3 separate regions of the Homo sapiens genome follow, and regions 2 and 3 are each linked to region 1. Evidence: chromatin contacts called from ENCODE Hi-C or POLR2A ChIA-PET data. All regions are on one chromosome and are shown on one strand. Each heading gives the region's core, a stretch centred on a gene start or an enhancer-like site at or near the end of the contact. The rest is flanking DNA. Distances are from core to core; before and after follow the strand shown.

What was found. A loop is a pair of places that touch in the nucleus more often than their neighbours do. ChIA-PET counts read pairs that join two places held with the same protein, here RNA polymerase II (POLR2A). Pooled maps may share reads with other maps.
Region 2: a loop to region 1 is called in a pooled map, with 25 times the contacts of the local background. The contact joins the promoter of ZNF85 here to the promoter of ATP13A1 in region 1. A Hi-C loop is called at or near these places in 4 of 37 single-sample maps with no recorded cell type and 10 of 50 pooled maps.
Region 3: a pooled map shows a loop between it and region 1 (26-fold over the local background). The contact joins the promoter of ELL here to the promoter of ATP13A1 in region 1. A Hi-C loop is called at or near these places in 1 of 37 single-sample maps with no recorded cell type and 7 of 50 pooled maps. POLR2A ChIA-PET finds 5 or more read pairs at or near these places in 1 of 52 experiments (PC-9).

Annotation. Positions count from the first base shown.
Region 1 is chr19:19,662,308-19,665,017 of GRCh38, reverse strand. It overlaps ATP13A1 (ATPase 13A1), which reads left to right and starts at 1,342. Exons shown (of 26, transcript NM_020410.3): 1 at 1,342-1,747. The coding sequence starts at 1,352. RefSeq lists silencers at 856-905, 1,346-1,605 and enhancers at 1,006-1,295, 1,639-1,740, 1,012-1,994, 2,126-2,175.
Region 2 is chr19:20,921,858-20,924,567 of GRCh38, reverse strand. ZNF85 (zinc finger protein 85) reads right to left here and starts at 1,317. Exons shown (of 4, transcript NM_003429.5): 1 at 1,165-1,317. The coding sequence starts at 1,167.
Region 3 is chr19:18,520,754-18,523,463 of GRCh38, reverse strand. ELL (elongation factor for RNA polymerase II) reads left to right here and starts at 1,394. Exons shown (of 12, transcript NM_006532.4): 1 at 1,394-1,543. The coding sequence starts at 1,409. RefSeq lists enhancers at 901-1,230, 1,374-1,889, 1,890-2,405 and silencers at 1,621-1,930, 2,661-2,710.

The sequences.
Region 1 (2,710 bases), core at 93-2,592:
GCCTGCAACCACGCCCGGCTAATTTTTTGTATTTTTAGTAGAGACGGGGTTTCACTGTGTTAGCCAGGACGGTCTCGATCTCCTGAACTCGTGATCCGCCCGCCTCGGCCTCCCAAAGTGCTGGAATTACAGGGGTGAGCCACCGCGCCCGGCCTAGAAGTATATAATTTCAAGTAAACACCAGTTTTTCATTTTTTATGTTAAAGTGGTAATTTCTTTTTTTTTTTTTTTTTTTTTTTGGAGACAGAGTCTCGCTCTGTCGCCCAGGCTGGAGGGCAGTGGCACAATCTCCGCTCACTGCAAGCTCTGCCTCTCCAGTTCGCGCCATTCTGCCTCAGGCTCCGGAGTAGCTGGGACTACAGGCGCCCGCCACCACGCCCGGAGAATTTTTTTTTTTTTTTTGTATTTTTAGTGGAGACGGGGTTTCACCGCGTTAGCCAGGATGGTCTCGATCTCCTGACCTCGGCCTCCCAAAGTGCTGGGATTACAGGCGTGAGCCACCGCGCCCGGCCTAAAGTGGTTTTTGTAATTCATTTTTCTTTTTTTTTTTTTTGAGACAGTCTTGCTCTGTTGGCCAGGCTGAAGTGCAGTGGAGCAATCTTGGCTCACTGCAACCTCCGTCTCCCGGGCTCAAGCAATTCTCCTGCCTCATCCTCCCGAGTAGCTGGGATTACAGGCATGTGCCACCACGCCCGGCTAATTTTTGTATTTTTAGTAGAGACGTGGTTTCACCATGTTGGGTCTTGAACTCCTGATCTCAGGTGATCCACCCGCCTCGCCTCCCAAAGTGTTGGGATTACAGGCGTGAGCCACCGCGCCCGGCTAGTATTTGTAATTCTTATCTATCACATTAAGGCTCTTGTCCGGTGTGGTTGTGTTCCGGGGCGGTCCCCGACCCCGCCCCTCACAAGCCCCGCCCCCCGCACCGGGCCCCGCCTCCTGAACTCCGAAGCTCCCGACCCCGCCTCCGCAGGGTCCAGGCTTCGCCCCTGGTGACAGGTGGTGCTGGTGTAGTCAAGGAGGAGGGCTCGCTTTTTTTGGTTCAGGTTGTCATGGTGGCGCCCAAGCCCGCCTTGCCGGCCTTGTCTTTTCCGGTCTCAGTCCGGCGTGGCAGCGGAGGCAGGCACCGTTAGGTCTTCCAGTCCCTCTCTGTCATGGCGACGCCCAGCCTCTTCTTCCGGCCACAGCCTGTCATGGCGGCACCCGAAGTAGTCCCTGCCGGGGCCAGCCTGTTCTGTTGCCCTGGCTCTTCCTAGTCCAGGCTGCCATGGCGGCGCTCAGGGCTTACCGGAAGTAAAACTTCGGAAGTGAGGCGTTCCTCTGCCCGGAAGTGAGCGCGGCGCTAGGAAAGATGGCGGCAGCGGCGGCGGTGGGCAACGCGGTGCCCTGCGGGGCCCGGCCTTGCGGGGTCCGGCCTGACGGGCAGCCCAAGCCCGGGCCGCAGCCGCGCGCGCTCCTTGCCGCCGGGCCGGCGCTCATAGCGAACGGTGACGAGCTGGTGGCTGCCGTGTGGCCGTACCGGCGGTTGGCGCTGTTGCGGCGCCTCACGGTGCTGCCATTCGCCGGGCTGCTTTACCCGGCCTGGTTGGGTGCCGCAGCCGCTGGCTGCTGGGGCTGGGGCAGCAGTTGGGTGCAGATCCCCGAAGCTGCGCTGCTCGTGCTTGCCACCATCTGCCTCGCGCACGCGCTCACTGTCCTCTCGGGGCATTGGTCTGTGCACGCGCATTGCGCGCTCACCTGCACCCCGGTAAGTGTGTACACGCGAGCCCGACCCCCAGCACGGTCGAGCCTCGCCGTGGGTCCCAGCTGCGGCCTTCCTGTCGGTCACCATCGCGACCTGGGCCACTCATCTGCCTGGCCTGGATTCCCAGGGGCACCCTCTACACTTTGGCGCAGGCTTAATCATGACCCCACTGCTGACTTGCTGTGCATGCCTGGTGCGGGTTATTTCCTTTTTCTGAAGTCCTCCCTGTTATGGTCATTTAGATTCAGTGATGTAATACTTGTAAAAGGCTTAGCGCAGGGCCCAGCATACGTCGCCCAGGTCAGGTAGGAGTTGTTTATACTAGTTCCCATATTAGCGACTACTCTTGTTCTGGAAACGGCCCTACCTTCCATCTCATCTGTCTCCTACCTTGGTTTTCAAAGTGTAAGGCGAGATCACTGGGATAGGTTTCCCCCATCTATGAAGCTTAGTTGGTTCTTAGACTGAACCAAGTCTTGCTGTCCAGTGCTTAGTGGTCTTCCATACTGTGATGGAAAGGAGCATGAAATGCAGTTAATTACAGTGTTGAAGAGAGGCAGAGGTGTTTATGAGCGAGTCATTTACATGATGTCTTTCCGCAAAATGAGGGTGGTGATACTGAGTTCTGTCGGGGATACAACAGCAAGCAAGGTCGCGCTCCTGACCCACAGTTTAGAGTTCTGAGTGACCAAGTGTCGTCGGAGGAGTTGGTGACTGTGAGCTTCCCTGGGCCTGAAGCAGTGACTGTGTCGTCTCTCTCTGGGCCTGCCTCAGGTGACACCAGCAGGTTTGGAGCCATGGACACTGAGGTATATCAGGAAGCTTCCCCTCTGATTCCAGGAGTGTGTTTGCCTCAAGAAGAGGAAAAGGGAACAGCATCAAGGGCTACAGAAAGACAGAAGCCCCCCACCCTGGCTGGCTCTGAATGTGGGTAGAATCCTCATTCTCCTCTCCTGAGAGACAACC
Region 2 (2,710 bases), core at 68-2,567, 1.3 Mb before region 1:
AGAACAGGGAGTAAGAAGTAGACTTGAGACCCTGCTTGAGACATATGTGAAAAATGCAGGGGAAAAGAAGTCCCCTGTGGACTGTGAAAATGATTCAGTGGCAGGCAATTAGACTGAGGTGGCTCTAGTCCCTGGGGTCCTCCTTTTTAAAAAAATCTAACTAAAATTTCATTTTTTAGTAAATTACCACATCGGGGAAAACAAAATTCAGGCTTAACCAACTATAAACTGCCAATTAAATTCTGATCACATAACCAGAAAATTGCCAACACGATCGTACAAATTAAGAGACTATATAACTGTACCTAACCAATTACTAATTTGATTTTTTTATCATGCACCTTATAAAAGTCTTTTATTCAAGCTCCTCCCATGGACCACAAACTACAAACCATAGCTGAGTGCTCTACAATACTTGAACCACTTTTTAAGTTCTTTAATATTTTTGCGGTGACTCCTATACATCTTTTTTTTTTTTTTTTGAGACGGAGTTTCACTCTTATTGCCCAGGCTGGAGTGCAGTGGCGCGATGTAGGCTCACTGCAACCTCCGCCTCCCGGGTTCAAGCGATTCTCCTGCCTCAAACTCCTGAGTAGCTGGGATTGCAGGCGCGCGCCACGACGCCCGGCTAATTTTTGTATTTTTAAAAATTGAGACGGGGTTTCACCATGTTGGCCAGGATGGTCTTGAACTCCTGACCTCAGATGATCCGCCCGCCTCGGCTTCCCAAAGTGCTGAAATTACAGGCGTGAGCCACCACGCCCGTCCCCCCATACATTTTTAACAGAAAAAAAGAGGAACTGGGAACCCCACAGCCCAAAGCTCTTTCATGAACCCGCACCCCGAGTCAGGATTCTCCCCTGACAACCCTCCCGTGGTCCCTGCTCAATCTGGGAGAGACGCGGTGCTGCGAATGCAGAGCTGCCCAGAGAGGGCTCCAGTCCAGGGCACAGTCACTGCGCAGGGAAGAGACAGGACGCCCGGGCCGGCTGTCAGCGCAGCCGCCATCTTATGGCTGGAGGAACTGGGGCCGAGCTGGGCAAAAAGAACTGGAGCGCAGATTGTGGAGCTGACTACAGGGAGGCCTGAGTCCCGCCACAGCCGCTTCCCACCGGTTTCAACCAACCCCTTTCCCCCTCGGGATGGCGGACCTGGCACTCTCACCATTTCTAGGCTTCCAGGGGGTCCCGGCGTCTTAGCTGTGGATCTCCCAATACCTGCAGGCCACAGGGCCACAGAGGCTGGGCGTCCACGAGCAGAAAACACAAAGCAGGGAAAACAAGACCTAGAGCTCAGGCTGCAGCGAGAGACAAAGGCCCCGCCACATCCCGGAAGCCGCCCTATCCGCACCAGCTGCGTTCCTGATTGGACGGTTCCCAGCCCAGCGTCTCTGATTGGATGATATTTAAGGCACCTTCTTTTCAGGCCCTGAGTGACAGAAGATGTGATCAGATGCTGGGCTGAAAGAAGAGCGAGTGACAGCCTAGGCTGCAGCCTTTTCAGACAGGGCTTCCTTCCTGAGCTGAGCCAGGCTCACACCAGAGAGTATTTGCCCTTACCTTGTGTATCAATTTATATGCATTCAAAAATAATATATTATATGGCTATTCACAAATGAACAAAGTATAACAACAATTGTTCTAAAATTTTAGATTTTATGACCTTCCTGTATTCTGGTCCTTTGAACAGGCAATCCTCTGAAATAAAATGTGAGTCACAGGTGAATTTTAAATTTTCTAGTAGCCAAACTTTAAAAAGAAAGAAGAAACAAGTGGAATTGATTGTAGCAATTTATTTAACCCAATATATTCAAAATATTTTCATTTTAATATGTGAGCAATATGTAATTATTAATGAAATATAAATACATTTGAAACAAAATCTTTGAAACTAATTCTGTATTTTACCTTTCTAGCACATCGCAGTTCAGACCAGCCACATTCCAGGCACCCAGGAGCCACACATGGCCAATAGCTGCCACATTGAAGTACAGCTGTGATGTCAGTGGGGGTGGAGGGCCTGAACACCCCTTTTCTGCCACAGGTGAGGGGACAGCCTCTATTTATCAACGTCTCTTTTCAGTTCCGAGGGTGAAACAAATAGTGGCTATAGAAAAAGCTGATGGCAGCAGGAATAAATCACAGGTAAACCACTGCTTACCACCTGTTGCCCATCTTTCTTTCAGAGATCAGACAGTGAGCAAAGGATGATGGGCCACAGGAGAAAAAAAACTATGTCTTCAGATCTGTTCACAGTCTTGACCTTTAATGTTTACATAGGAAGAAAATAGATTAAAGGCAAACTTATTTTGCTATTTGACCTCGACTCTAATGTTCAGGCTGTGGTTACCTGTTTTCTTCTGTGGTGTGGGAAACTGAGTGAATATAAGCACAATCACATGCATACATGTCCACATGTATTTCGGCATTTCTTTTTTTTGAGATGGAGTTTCACTCTTGTTGCCCAGGCTAAAGCGCAATGGTGTGGTCTTGGCTCACTGCAACCTCTGCCTCCTGGGTTCAAGCAATTCTCCTACCTCAGCCTCCCGAGTAGCTGGGATTACAGGCATGCACTACCACGCCCGGCTAATTTTTTGTACTTTTAGTAGAGACGGGATTTCTCCATGTTGGTCAGGCTGGTCTTGAACTCCTGACCTTAGGTGATCCAACCGCCTTGGCCTCCTAAAGTGCTGGGATTATAGGCATAAGCC
Region 3 (2,710 bases), core at 145-2,644, 1.1 Mb after region 1:
ATGGGCGCCTGCAGTCCCAGCTACTACTCGGGAGGCTGAGGCAGGAGAATTGCTTGAATCCAGGAGGCGGTGGTTGCAGTGAGCCGAGATCACACCACTGCACTCCAGCCTGGGCAAGGAAATCGAAACTCTGTCTAAAAACAAACAAACAAACAAAAACTGGGGGAGGTGGCTCACGCCTGTAATCCTAGCACTTTGGGAGGGCGAGGCGCGCGGATCACCTGAGGTCAGGAGTTCAAGACCAGCCTGGTCAACATGGTGAAACCCCATCTCTACTAAAATACAAAAATTAGCTGGGCATGATGGCGGGCGCCTGTAATCCCAGCTACTCGAGAGGCTGAGACAGGAGAATCGCTTGAATTCAGGAGACGATGGTTGCATTGAGCCGAGATAGCGCCACTGTTCTCCAGTCTGGGCTGATGAGCAAGACTCCGTCTCAAAAAAAAAAAAAAAGAAAAGAAAAGAAAATGGAAGTCTGGGCTTGGTGGCTCACTCCTGTAATCCTAGCATTTCAGCAGACCCAGACAAGGAGGATCAGTTTGAGTTCAGGAGGTCGAGGGTGCAGTGAGCCATGATGGCGCCATTGCACTCCAGCCTGGGCAACACAGCAAGACCCCTCAAAAAAAAATTAAAATAGGAAAATGAAGCTGGACTGCACCATCGCTCAGGGACTGTGGGGATGTAGGATTTTATCCTATTAAAAGTACTCATCTCATAAGAAAAAGTTTACCAGCTCCTCTTCCACCTACCGGTCCAGCACCTTCCCTGGGTGGAAGTCCCATCCACCCCGCCTAAGGGATGCCTTATGTGTCCAACCCAGCGTCCAACGCGCGCGCTCCGTTTACATAGCCACGCCCACCCTCCCGGCCCGCGGCGGGGCCTACCCACCCACGTGTTTCGAGCCGGCTCCGCCCCTCCACGCCCTCTCTGCGGCTTTCCACAGAAGCCAAAGACGGAAGACTGTAGAGATCTCATAAATAATGCATCACGTCAGCGGCTGTAGGGGCGGGGCTTTGACGCGCCTGGCTGGCTGAGTCAGGGTTATGTATAATACTATGGAGGCGGGGCCTGGAGGGGTGCGCGTGTTGAGGCGGAGTTCGTTCACGGAAGTGGCCACCCCTAGGGCCTGAAGAGGCGGGGCCATAAGTGCCTTATGAATATGCAACAACTTGGGGCGTTGACTGTGGGCCTTGTGGGGCCCTCATGGGGCGTGGCCAGGCGCGTCTCCTGAATAATGTAGTGCGCTGCCTGCCGGTGTGGCGGCGACTGTTGGTTTGGTCGGACTCGGGGGGCGTGGCCAGCCGCGTCTCATGAATAATGCAGCGCGTCAGCGGGCGGCGGGGCGGGGCGTGGCCGGCGTGGCGGCGCTGGAGCCGGGAAGGGGGCGCGGGGGAGAGATGGTCGCAAGATGGCGGCGCTGAAGGAGGATAGGAGCTACGGGCTGTCGTGCGGGCGGGTTAGCGACGGCAGCAAGGTGTCGGTGTTCCACGTGAAGCTCACCGACAGTGCCCTGAGGGCCTTCGAGAGCTACCGCGCCAGACAGGTGAGTGGCATGGCGCCCGGCGCGCCAGTGGGGAACGTCCGGACGCGGGCCGGCCTCGCGCTCCCCTCACTGAGGCGTCCGGGCTCGGAGACGCTAGGTCTGTGGTGCTGCTCGCGGGTCCCTGGGCCGGCGGGGCGCGGAGTGGGCGCCAGTCCGGCCTGGAGCGCTGAGAACCGCGTTCCTTCTCAGCACTAGGAGGCAATACAGGCGGGTGGCCCGGGGCTGCTGAGGGGCCCAGACTCGCGCGCCGGGCCCGGGGGGCGTCGGTGTCGGCACCTGGCGGCGTCCGGGGCCTTTCTGGCCTGCTGGGCACCTGGGCAGGGTCCAGTTTGCGCACCTGGCGGCGGGGCGAGGAGGCGGTGGGCCGCACGGTCCCGGCACCGTGATAGGGGGAAGCTGGGGGCTTTTCCATCTGGGGCCGGGGCAGCGCCGTTGGTGGGGGTGACTGTGTCTGTCCTCCTGGGAAGCAGCGATCGTCTGGGTGCCCGGCAGGGGGTGGTCAGCGAGGCACTTGTGGGGGTCTGTTCTGTCTGGGTGGAAGGCTTTGCAGCTGGGGGCTGGCTTTGACGCGTTCCGATGAAGCCACTCAGGTTGGGCCACTTTGGTTCTTGGGACGGGGAGTTTGGGCAGAAACTGACAGCTTGTCCCAGCTTTCTGCTCCCCTTACCCCCAGGTGACCCTCTCTCTCCGGAGAGAGGTTCCTTGGAGAGTGGAAGTGTTGGGGGCGGCTGTGATGTTATCCTCAGGGCACATGTAGGGGATCCCTGCCACCCAGGAGGAAGCTCTGGCTACCACATCTGGCCGCTGACTCTGGAACTTCTCAGAGGCCGATTTGGGCCCATCTGGGGGAAGTTTGAGGCGTTTCGGTTCTGCCACCTGGCTGGTGGTGGGGAGGGGAGGCTGCTGTGTATGTTCTCTTGGGCCTGACTTTGGGGCGCATCTGGGGCCGTGGTCAGAAACCTGCCTTTTTCATTTCTGTTTGTGTCATGGCCCCCCCTCCCCCCGTCTGTGCTGGGTCAGAAGTTGCAGATGACCAGTGGTCAGGTCCCGAGGGGAAGTGGTTTAGGAACCTTGTAACTCCTTTTCTGGAAATTGGGGGCTTCATTGCCCTAAAGGGAGTGGGGGTGGGTCTAGTCTCGGGCTCAGAGAGCCCTGCTCCCTGCGTGT